2 separate regions of the Homo sapiens genome follow, and region 1 is linked to region 2. The links are chromatin contacts, found by Hi-C or POLR2A ChIA-PET in ENCODE. All regions are on one chromosome and are shown on one strand. Each heading gives the region's core, a stretch centred on a gene start or an enhancer-like site at or near the end of the contact. The rest is flanking DNA. Distances are from core to core; before and after follow the strand shown. Region 1 holds the start of CACNA1C-AS1 (CACNA1C antisense RNA 1). Region 2 holds the start of DCP1B (decapping mRNA 1B).

Evidence for each region. A loop is a pair of places that touch in the nucleus more often than their neighbours do. ChIA-PET counts read pairs that join two places held with the same protein, here RNA polymerase II (POLR2A). Pooled maps may share reads with other maps.
Region 1: a map with no recorded cell type shows a loop between it and region 2 (12-fold over the local background). The contact joins the promoter of CACNA1C-AS1 here to the promoter of DCP1B in region 2. A Hi-C loop is called at or near these places in 2 of 37 single-sample maps with no recorded cell type and 7 of 50 pooled maps. POLR2A ChIA-PET finds 5 or more read pairs at or near these places in 1 of 52 experiments (activated naive CD4-positive, alpha-beta T cell).

What each region holds. Positions count from the first base shown.
Region 1 is chr12:2,688,638-2,693,683 of GRCh38, reverse strand. CACNA1C-AS1 (CACNA1C antisense RNA 1) reads left to right here and starts at 2,527. Exons shown (of 4, transcript NR_045725.1): 1 at 2,527-2,615; 2 at 2,705-2,877; 3 at 3,474-3,544. CACNA1C (calcium voltage-gated channel subunit alpha1 C) reads right to left here. Exons shown (of 47, transcript NM_000719.7): 46 at 4,905-5,046; 47 at 1-2,784. The coding sequence ends at 2,485. RefSeq lists a silencer at 1,798-2,067.
Region 2 is chr12:2,002,012-2,006,737 of GRCh38, reverse strand. DCP1B (decapping mRNA 1B) reads left to right here and starts at 2,281. Exons shown (of 9, transcript NM_152640.5): 1 at 2,281-2,456. The coding sequence starts at 2,307. It also overlaps a transcript of CACNA1C not described here. RefSeq lists enhancers at 2,006-2,235, 2,560-3,199.

The DNA.
Region 1 (5,046 bases), core at 1,278-3,777, 690 kb before region 2:
AGATGCCCCCACAAAAATCTGTTCCCACCCCCACTGTGAGCTCCGGATGCCTCTTCCCTTGTCCTGGCCCCCTCCCCGGCAGCCCAAACATTAGGGCAAGCCTGAAGGAAAGGCTGCTCCAGAGTGAGGAAGGGATGGAGAAAGGAGCACGCAGAGTTGACTTTCAGATGGATCAGGGTTTCACCAGTTCCTTTCTCGAGCCCCTGCTGTCCTTGTTGGGTAGAGCAACAAGAATCCGGAAGTGAGGATGCCCCTCCCTCCAAGCAGCCTGACTTTAATTTTATCCTCCCGGTTAGTGTACACTTTCCTAAGGAAGCCAAAGAGAAAATTCCGTGTGGTGGAAGGGAAGGGAAAGCCAGCTACCTCTTCCATGGGGGATGCGGATGACGGCCCAGTGACTGAGGGCTCATCAGAACGCCTCCCTGCACCTCACAGTGAAGGGCTGTTCTTGGAGAAGTACCAAATCAGATGACCAGAGCAGAGTGGACAGAGTGAAGACTGGAATAAAATAGGTCCTGGTCTCTCACAGCAAGAGGCGGTACAAACATACCCAGCAAACGATTTTGGAAAAATTGAGGGAAATGTAAGCAAACACAAGATATGCAAAACAGTAATGTCCAAACCTGTTTGTGGAGAGCAGAATAATGACTACACTGGTGATACCTTTGCTCATTGTGCAAACTAAAGAAAACTTGTTCCCTTTCCCCCAACCACATATAGAAAAGCACTTGAGTTCAAAGGTAAAGCTTGTCACACTCCAAATACAAAATGATTTACTTTACATGCAGCAAAATATACAAGAAGTGAATCCGAAAACCAACTTAATTCAATTCATTATATTCGCTTGGCACAATTGCAATTCAGTTTTAAAAAAATATTTGAAAAATACTGAAACTGACCTGAATTCAAGTATAACGGTTTCTTCAACAGAAACATTATCAATGCAATAAAACATTACACGGAATATATTGAAGCAAAATGCCTTCTTGTGTTTTTCCCTTAAATTTCTGTCTTTTTTTAAAATACAGTTTTAATGCCAACACAACTCACAATTGTATTTTTAAATGAATATTATTGCATTGTTTTTGCATATCTTGTGGGACAGAAAATGCAAAGAGTTACTGATTCCCGTTTCAGAAGCAGAGACAGTGGTTTGTTTTTGCTTTCAAACGGCCCCAGATTCAGATCTTCCCACAGCTAAACCAGAAAGGGGGGACTGCGTAGTCACTGGTGTGCACGGGCACATGGTGTGGGTGCATATACACGGGCAGGACATATGCACACAGACAACCCACCACACACACACGCGTCGCACACACTCGGAGACTCTCTCGCGCATGCTCCTCTCTCCCAAACCCACCTGTACACCCAGCATAAAAAGGAACCCAACTCTATCACCCACATGTGCAAGACCACATCAAGTGCATTGCCAGTTACCTTTCCATTAGATAACCGAACCAAACCAGAACAAAAATAGGTTACTACCTAAGGAAATGATAACAAATTATTGGGCATACACAATGGTTGGTAAAACTCTCCTGCAGCGGCTTCTATTGAACCTCCGTGGAAAAAGGAAACCACAACCGTTTAAATAATACAAGAAAACCAAACCCGATGTACATTGGCAAAAGTGAAAACAGAAAGGTGAGGGGGCTACAGGACTTTGTAAACACTCTTCTTCCTCCCCTCCCGCTGGGAAAGCAAAATAAAACATTTAAAAAAAACCAAAACCGAAAAGAAACTGCAACATGCTGTCAAGAAAAGTGTCAAACCACAAAACAAAAGAGCGCTCAGCGGAAGCTCAGCACCACCTGGTTGGGCGGAGCCGGCGGCGCAGCTCCTCCCTCGCGCTGCCTGCGGGCCGGCGGCTGGCCGGGAGCTCGGCGTGGCCCGTGCCGGTCGGGGGATCCCGTCGCAGGTGGGCAGGGACGGAGTGAGCCGCACCACTGCCGGCCCGACGCCCATCCCCAGAGCTCCGCGCCCCTGGAGGCCTCCTCCTCCCTCTCCGGGCCGGGTTGGGGTCCTCCTGGAAGTCCTGCCCCGCTCCCTTCTCCAAATCCGCAGGGCCCTGGCTCTAGGGAGACAGCGAGGCTCGTACAGAATATGTGCAAATGGTTTCTACAAGCAGAGTCGAAAGACACCCGTTTGCTGTAGGGTCCTTTTGGTGAGGGCGCGCGGGAAGCCGGGGTGCTCTCCCCGCGGAGGCGCGGCCGGGCCCGGGGCCTGCGAGCTGGGAGAGGGCAGGCGCCTTCCTCGCGCCCCGGGACCCTCGCCGCCTCCTCTCCCCGCCTCTGCAGACGCAGCCGGGCGCCTTCCTCCCGGAGGGCGGCTCGCGCACCCAGGCTCCGCGTCTGGTCCCAACAGAAATGAATGAAGACGCTGTTCCGGTTAACTCCAGGTCACGAGAACAGTGAGGCACTTCTGAAACGAACCCATTAGGAACATTGAAACAAATAAAAAAAAGCCCGCATCTGGCAGCGCCCACTACAGGCTGCTGACGTAGACCCTGCTGTCCTGGAGCTCCTCCTCACTCGGTCGACCCCGCGCGCGCACACAGCCCGCGTCCTCTTCGCCCCCGGCTCGGTCCTGCCCCGCGTCCCTGCAGTTCACAAAGGGTAAGAGGGCGCCATTGGGGCTCTGTGGGGCGCCCCCGCTGAGGATGTTGTCGGCCGCGCTCTCCATCTCCTCTATGGTCATGTCGCAGGCGTCGGCCAGCTCCTGGGTGGTGACCTCGATGAACTTGGGATCTTGAGCAAACTGCCCCAGTCCTTCTGAAATCAAGACCTGAAGGAGCGGGGTGGGAGCCATGAAGAACCAAAGGAACATTACTCCTGGAGCCCAGCTCTTCCCTTGAGGGCTAGAGCGAGGGGGTATCTGGTAGGTCACTTGGGGAAGTGTGCGTGTGTGCACGTGTACGTGTGTGTGTTGGGAGGGGCACCCATGGGGAACAAGTGGAGATGGAGCATCTGCCAGAATTAGGGATGTGCAGGCCAGAGAAGTTTTGGCTGGGGTGGTCAAACACTGTCATCAAATATATGAAGACTTGCTTATGGCCCAGCACGGTGGCTCACACCTGTCACCCAGCACTTTGGGAAGCCCAGGCAGAAGGACTGCTTGAGCCCAGGAGTTCGAGACCAGGCCCAGGCAACACAGGGAAACTTCGTCTCTACAAAAAATTTAAGAATAATTAGCTGGGTGTGGTGATGCACACCTGTGATCTTAGCAAGGCCAGAGACTGAGGTGGGAGGATCATTTGACCCCAGCAGCGCCAGGCTGCACTGAGCTGTGATTGTACCACTACACTCCAGCCTGGGTGACAGAGCGAGACCCTGTCTCAAAAAACAACCAAAACAAAAACCAGAGAAGGTTTGGCTCTCAGAGGGGCCGGGGGGTTGCCCTGATGCTGTATCAGCAGATCCCAGCCTGCCTCTCTCCTTTCTGACACCCACTGAACCTTTATACTATTCTTTCAGAGAAACCATTCTCCCTGGTGAAACTGCTGAGACAGGCCCACTGCCCATTGCCTGCTGCTGCCTTTCCAGGGGTGAGGTATCTGTGCAAACACGGCGCATGCCCCTGCCTTGCTTCTGCTGGGAAGGGCCAGCAGGTGACCCTTAAGCTTCTCTGTCCTCCCTACCGGCTGCTTAGTGCCTGGCTATGGGAAAATCGGCTCCTGAGCCAGCGGGTCGGGGGAAGCTGAGTGCAGCCTGGCACTCGCTCCTTTCAGGCATCTGTTTGTCTTGCTCCTTGCCCACGCCACTCATTCTCTCCTTGCCCTGCTTAGTTTTTCTTTGGCACTCCTGACCTTCCTGATGTGTTATATATGTATGTGTTTATTATCTGTCTCTCCTCACCATGATGTGAGCTCATGAGAGCAGAAGCTCTGTTTCTCAGCTGTGTCCCTGTACCTAGAACAGGGCCTGCACATGGTAGGCGCTCAGGGAAGGTCTGTGAAATGAATGCAGGATGATCGAGGCCACAGGAATACCAGACTTTGAGAGGTAAACCTTGGAAGCCACCTGGTTTAACGCCCCACCTCCTGCACCACAGCCTGACGCCCGGATGAGCACAGTCTCTGCTTGGCTATGTCTGATGATGGGGGGCTCACTACCTTTCAGGCAAGCCCCTCTCATCTTGGAAGAGCTCATTTGGGAAGGTCTTCCCCATGTGAGCTGAAATCTGTCCGCTGGTGGGCTGAGCCTGCCACCCTTTCCCCATCCCACCCGTTGCAGGTGTGAGAGGTGTATCGCACCCTCCAAAGTCACCTCCTCTCCAGGTTTTCTTCCCGAATTCCCTGAAACGGTTCTCCTAGGAAATGGTTTCTAGGAACCTTGCCATCCTGGTCATCCTCTGTTGGGTTTGTTCCAGTGTGTCAAAGGTCCCTAATAATGTGGTGCCGGGATTGCACTAGATGCTCTGACCAGGCAGAGCACAGTGGGACTGAAAGCTCGCTTGTTCTAGGCTAGTGGCTCTCAACCTTGCTACACGTTAAAATCATCGAAGAGCTTTAACAATCATCAGTTAATCTGTCCCGGGTTTCCAAAGCTCCCCAGGTGATGCTCACGGGCAGTCAGGCCTGAGCACCTTGGATCTTGCCTGTCTGTGTATAAAGGCAGCCAGGCTCACATTTGCATGTCGAGCAGCTGCAGTATAAGGGATAAGTTGCTCAGTGGTTTCTGCCGCCCTCTGCAGTGGGCCCAGCCTCAAGAGAGCCCATAGCATCTTGTGCAGTCATGGCTTTCCGCACACGAGCCCTCCTGCAGCCCTGAGAGGGAGGGTCTTTCGGGCTCAGATATTGACTGCAATGAATTTGGCAAGAGCCAGGTGCTCCCTTCTCAGCCCCGCATGCCAAGTCCCCTTGTTGCCCGTGGCCTCTCCCCCCTGCCCATCTGCGAGTCACCTACCGCTTCCACCAGGCTGCTGGCACTGCCGTGGAACTGCCTCCCTGGGGCCCCAGCCTGGCTGGGCACCATGAGGGAGACGGGCCGGACTCTCCGGGCGGCGCTGCTGCCCCCGCCACCGGGGGTGGTCTCAGCCCAGGAGCCG
Region 2 (4,726 bases), core at 1,032-3,531:
TTCTTCCCCACTGGGAAGTTAGGCTTGGGAGTCAATAGGACTGAGACTCCAAAATGCAGCTTAACCAAGAATTTCAGTACAATTGAAATTGTGACTGCAAAGATTATATTGCAACATATTATTATGAGAGGGTATGTGTGCCGTATCTATGATATTTCTATATCAAATAGGTAAGAATTTATGAATGTGAGTAGTAATGTCTGCACAGTTGTTCTAATATTTAATGCTAGATAAATGGTTTAGATCAACCATTCTCAACTTTTTAGTCTCAAGACTCCTTTACACTCTTAAAAATTATTTTTTTAATTACTTTTTATTTATTTTATTTTTGAGATGGAGTCTCGCTCTATCACCCAGGCTGGAGTGCAGTGGCAGGATCTCGGCTCACTGCAACCTCTGCCTCCCGGGTTCAAGCGATTCTCCTGCCTCAGCCTCCCGAGTATCCGGGATTACAGGTACCTGCCACCACTCCTGGCTAATTTTTGTATTTTTAGTAGAGACGGGGTTTCACCATGTTGGCCAGGCTGGTCTTGAACTACTGACCTTGTGATCCGCCCGCCTCAGCCTCCCAAAGTGCTGGGATTACAGGCAGGAGCCACCGCACCTGGCCCACTCTTAAAAATTATTAAGGACTCCCTCAGAGAACTTTTGTTTATGTGAGTTATACCCACCTATATTTACCATATTGGAAATTAAAAATAACTTTAAAGACCCCGGGCTATGTGTGTTTTGTTTGGAGTATATGAAGAAACTCTGGCCTCATATGTAGATAATGTAGTTGGAAAAGAGATGGATATTTTAATAGAGTTTTTCAGACAATTGTGGATATTCTTCTTGGATAATATACCAAAACTTGACAAGCTGGAGTTTCTCAAAGCTTAGCTGCAATGTACTATCTGAAATCCTATTAACTTTTCATACTGTTACATTAAAAATCCATTAGTCCACCTTGTCCTTGAATGGATCTTTTGCCTGTGCATGATTATGTAGCATGAGACATTGGTCTTTTGGAAAATACTGGACCACTGAGTTAAGCAGATCTTTGAGATATTGACACTTTCCATTATACAAGATTTGTTAAAATTGCGCTCATTAATATCATCACTGATCTCATCAGAAAAAAAAACATTAAGTACTGAGATGTCAAGCTCATGGCAGTAGATACACATTTTCTAAACTTTTAATTCTGGCTTGAAGGCTTAAAAATTATCATTGGCAGCAGTAATTGTCCCTTGTTTTCCTGAAAGTGACAGGCACACTTTATTTATTTTCAGAAAAATGTCTGTCAAGTACCTGTTTGAATAATCATAGTTTGCCCATCTTTCTTTCAAGTAAAAATGTTTTATGAAAATAAAAATAAAAACATGAATTCGGCCTACAACTCAAGCACAGAAGTATTTTCCTAGAGACAAATATGACACACTTCATTTTGCAGCAGACGTGCTTTATGCCTATTTCCTATTTTTTCATGCAGAATGTTAAAAAGAATTGTACCCAAGGATTAAGCTTCAATGAAATTAATAATTCTTACTGCTTATCAAGAACACCATCAGGTGACACTGGCTCTCTACCTTCTTCTTTTTTTTTTTTTCTTTTGTAACTGAGAGTGCAGATTAGTGACGCGTACTTTGACTAGCAATACAGTTTGGTGCCCCTGCCTTGATTGGGTTAAACCACCGGCGCTTTTAACCACCATTGTCTGCAAAACGTCACCACAGTGAACAAGTCAAATAAGTAAGTCTCAGCATTGTCATAAAAGGTTTTGTTTTTTTTTTGACCTTGCAGATCCCCTGAAAGGGTCTCAGAAACTCCCAAAGGGTTCCAGGACCACACCACACTTTGAGAACCACTGGGTGTTAGCGCATTCAGAAATCAATTCAGTTCTCTTTCTCTTCAGAGTTCTTGATGCTCGAGGCTTATTTATTGTGATAGATTTGATCACTGAAGCGCCAAAGAAAAGATATGCCAAGGGGTCGAACACATCCAAGAAGGAAATCCTACCGCACACACAGCTCAAAGGCTCGAGCGCGTAGAAAAACAGCTCTTGGAGAAAGAAACGGGATGCAGAGGGCAGGCCTGGGCTTGTCGTTGCCAGTGGCAACGATCCTCAGTGGGCGGGGCGCGGCCATCGATTAGTGAGGCCTTGCGTCTGTCGGCGGGCAGGAGGGTGGGGGTGACTGGAGCCGGAAGGCCTCCCGGGCCGTGTGGTCGCCGTGGGTTCTCGGTTGCGAGGCAGCTCGCTCGTTCTGCGATCTATTGAGAGTGGCTTCCAAGAGCCCCGTGCCTATGTCTGGGAGGGAGGGAAGATGGCAGCCGTGGCGGCAGGCGGCCTGGTGGGAAAGGGGCGCGACATCAGCCTAGCGGCCCTGCAGCGCCACGACCCCTATATCAACCGCATCGTGGACGTGGCCAGCCAGGTGGCTCTGTACACCTTCGGCCATCGGGCCAACGAGTGGGTGCGTGCGGACGCGGCGGAGCAGTGCAGCCCAGGGTTGGGGTGGAGGCGGGGGGCGTCAGACTCAGGACTTGAGGACCCGGTGAGGGGGAGGAGACGTTGACGCCCTGGAAGTGGGTGGATCTGGGGACTGAGGCCGAAGTTGTGGAGATGGGGTCTCGGGGGTTTGGGGGAAGGAAGGCGGATCTGTGGAGCTACCTGGAGTTGGGGAAAAGACTTAAATCTCTAACGTACCCAACGCTGGGAGACCAGACCGATCGGGTACGGCACCATAAGAGCCGAAGGAAAGGAAGGACCTGATACCTTATGGCCGGAAGACCGATGTGCTCGAGAAAGTAGAGCAGAGTTCTGTTACAGTGAATCTGTGGCTATGGGGGAGGCAGGGACAGCAGACGAATAAAAGTGCAGAGTTCTGATTTTGGAATGTCAGTCTTAGATGGGGCAAAGAGAAATCAAAACTTGATAGAAGGGGAGAAATCTGCAAGTTGTAAACTTAAGGGGAAACACCAAGAAAAGAGCCAACCTCGTCAAATAAAAGACAAAATGGGGCAGGGTCTAACACTTAGAAGGAAGCTGATGCTCTTGGGAAGATTATTACACGGCAGCACACCAAGTTCGATATTGGAGGTCATTTGGGAGCCAAATTATTTTAGTGCTCTTCTCAAAGCAGAGTCCCAGTAAATGGTAATGGAATGAAATTTCATTTTCCTCATAGTTAGAATGGGGTAGAAGCCTAGAACACTGGAATCCTGTTGCAGGGATTGCTGCTTGTAATTTTGTAACCCACCCACTCGAATGTAGAGACATGTAATTTTGTTTCTTTACTCATAATGAGTTTTGTCCAAATAATATTCATCATCCATTATGTATCACATACATGATATCCATCATTTTAAAATAAGTTACAAAACAGTATGGAGAACTTAGCCTTGATGAATGGATTTCAGATAAACTTTTTGTGTTCTTCAAGTCGGTTGTATAAACATCAAAACTTAATCTAGGAAAACATCCATGTTGAACAACTCTGTATTTTTTTTAACACCCACATTCATAAGCCTACTTATCTGCAGTATAGTTCAGCAGCCTGTAGTAAAAAACTCACCTGAAAATCATTAACATAAAAATAAAAAGACAAGCAAGAATGGGGTAGACAAACAGTTTTGCCCAAAGTTCTTAACGGAGGAAATTTGCCGGAATGGGGCAAAGAATTTAGGTCTGCTCTCCTAGTAGCCAAACACAAAAGGAGAACAGGAAGAGCTCTTTAATATTCGTTCTTCTGTAATAGAAAGTGTACCTCTTGATCAGGAGAAAGAGGTTATTTCCCCCTAGTTTCCAGGGGAATTTGTCACCTACTTTTTTTGTTTGTTTTTGTTTGTTTGTTTTTTCGAGGTGTCACCTTCGTTTTTACATAAAGAACATTGAGCAACATAGACAGTTTCCTCCATGGTAATTAAAAATATATAAAAAGATATTCTACATATGGCTATTTTGCTGCTCTGTAGAAAAATGCTAAAGGTATAATGTTATAATCCTGTAAAAGTAATTCCGTAGTAGAGAGATGAGGACCAGGGATGTATAGTTCTGTAAGTTGACTTGACACTGGGATTCGAGTCTGGAGAATCCCAAGAAACTGTCAGTATAAAGAGAGTAGAGCATTTCTCTTGAATAATAGTTGTTTCCTATAGGCTTTTGACCCTTATCAATGTGATAGATACCTTTTTAAGATAGTTACAGATGTTTATTAGATACCTAAAGCCTCATCAAAAAGCAGATGTGTCACAATGCATTAATTACAGGAGTTATGTTTTCCTGCTTGCTGGATATGTTGCCTTCAGACAGGGCATAATTCATTCAGGAAAAGGTCATTCTTTCAAAGTTCTAATCTTCAAGGCTGTGGTAGCCAGAAAAACAGAGAGACCTAGTTCAACTGCAGAGCAGTTGCTGGAGGCAAACTAATTATGACCACTGTCTCCATGTGCTGTCACTGTGGATGGGAGCCGTTTGAATGTAAACCTAATAAGAATATGAGAACATTGTTGAGAATAGAGGAGAAAGTATTTACAAGAAGGCAGGGGGGATCTTAAGGAGGGGAATTCTTATTGCCCTGAAAATGGATGAAGAATGACTTCAGCCTTTCAAAGGAGGAGAAATTAGGAAGGAAAGGTGTCTAGAAAATGAACTGCTTTAAAGAAGGATTAAGAAAGATTATGTGATGACTGGAATAGGAATTTTAGAGTTAGACCTACTCCCTGTTGCCAGGAAAGACTGCCC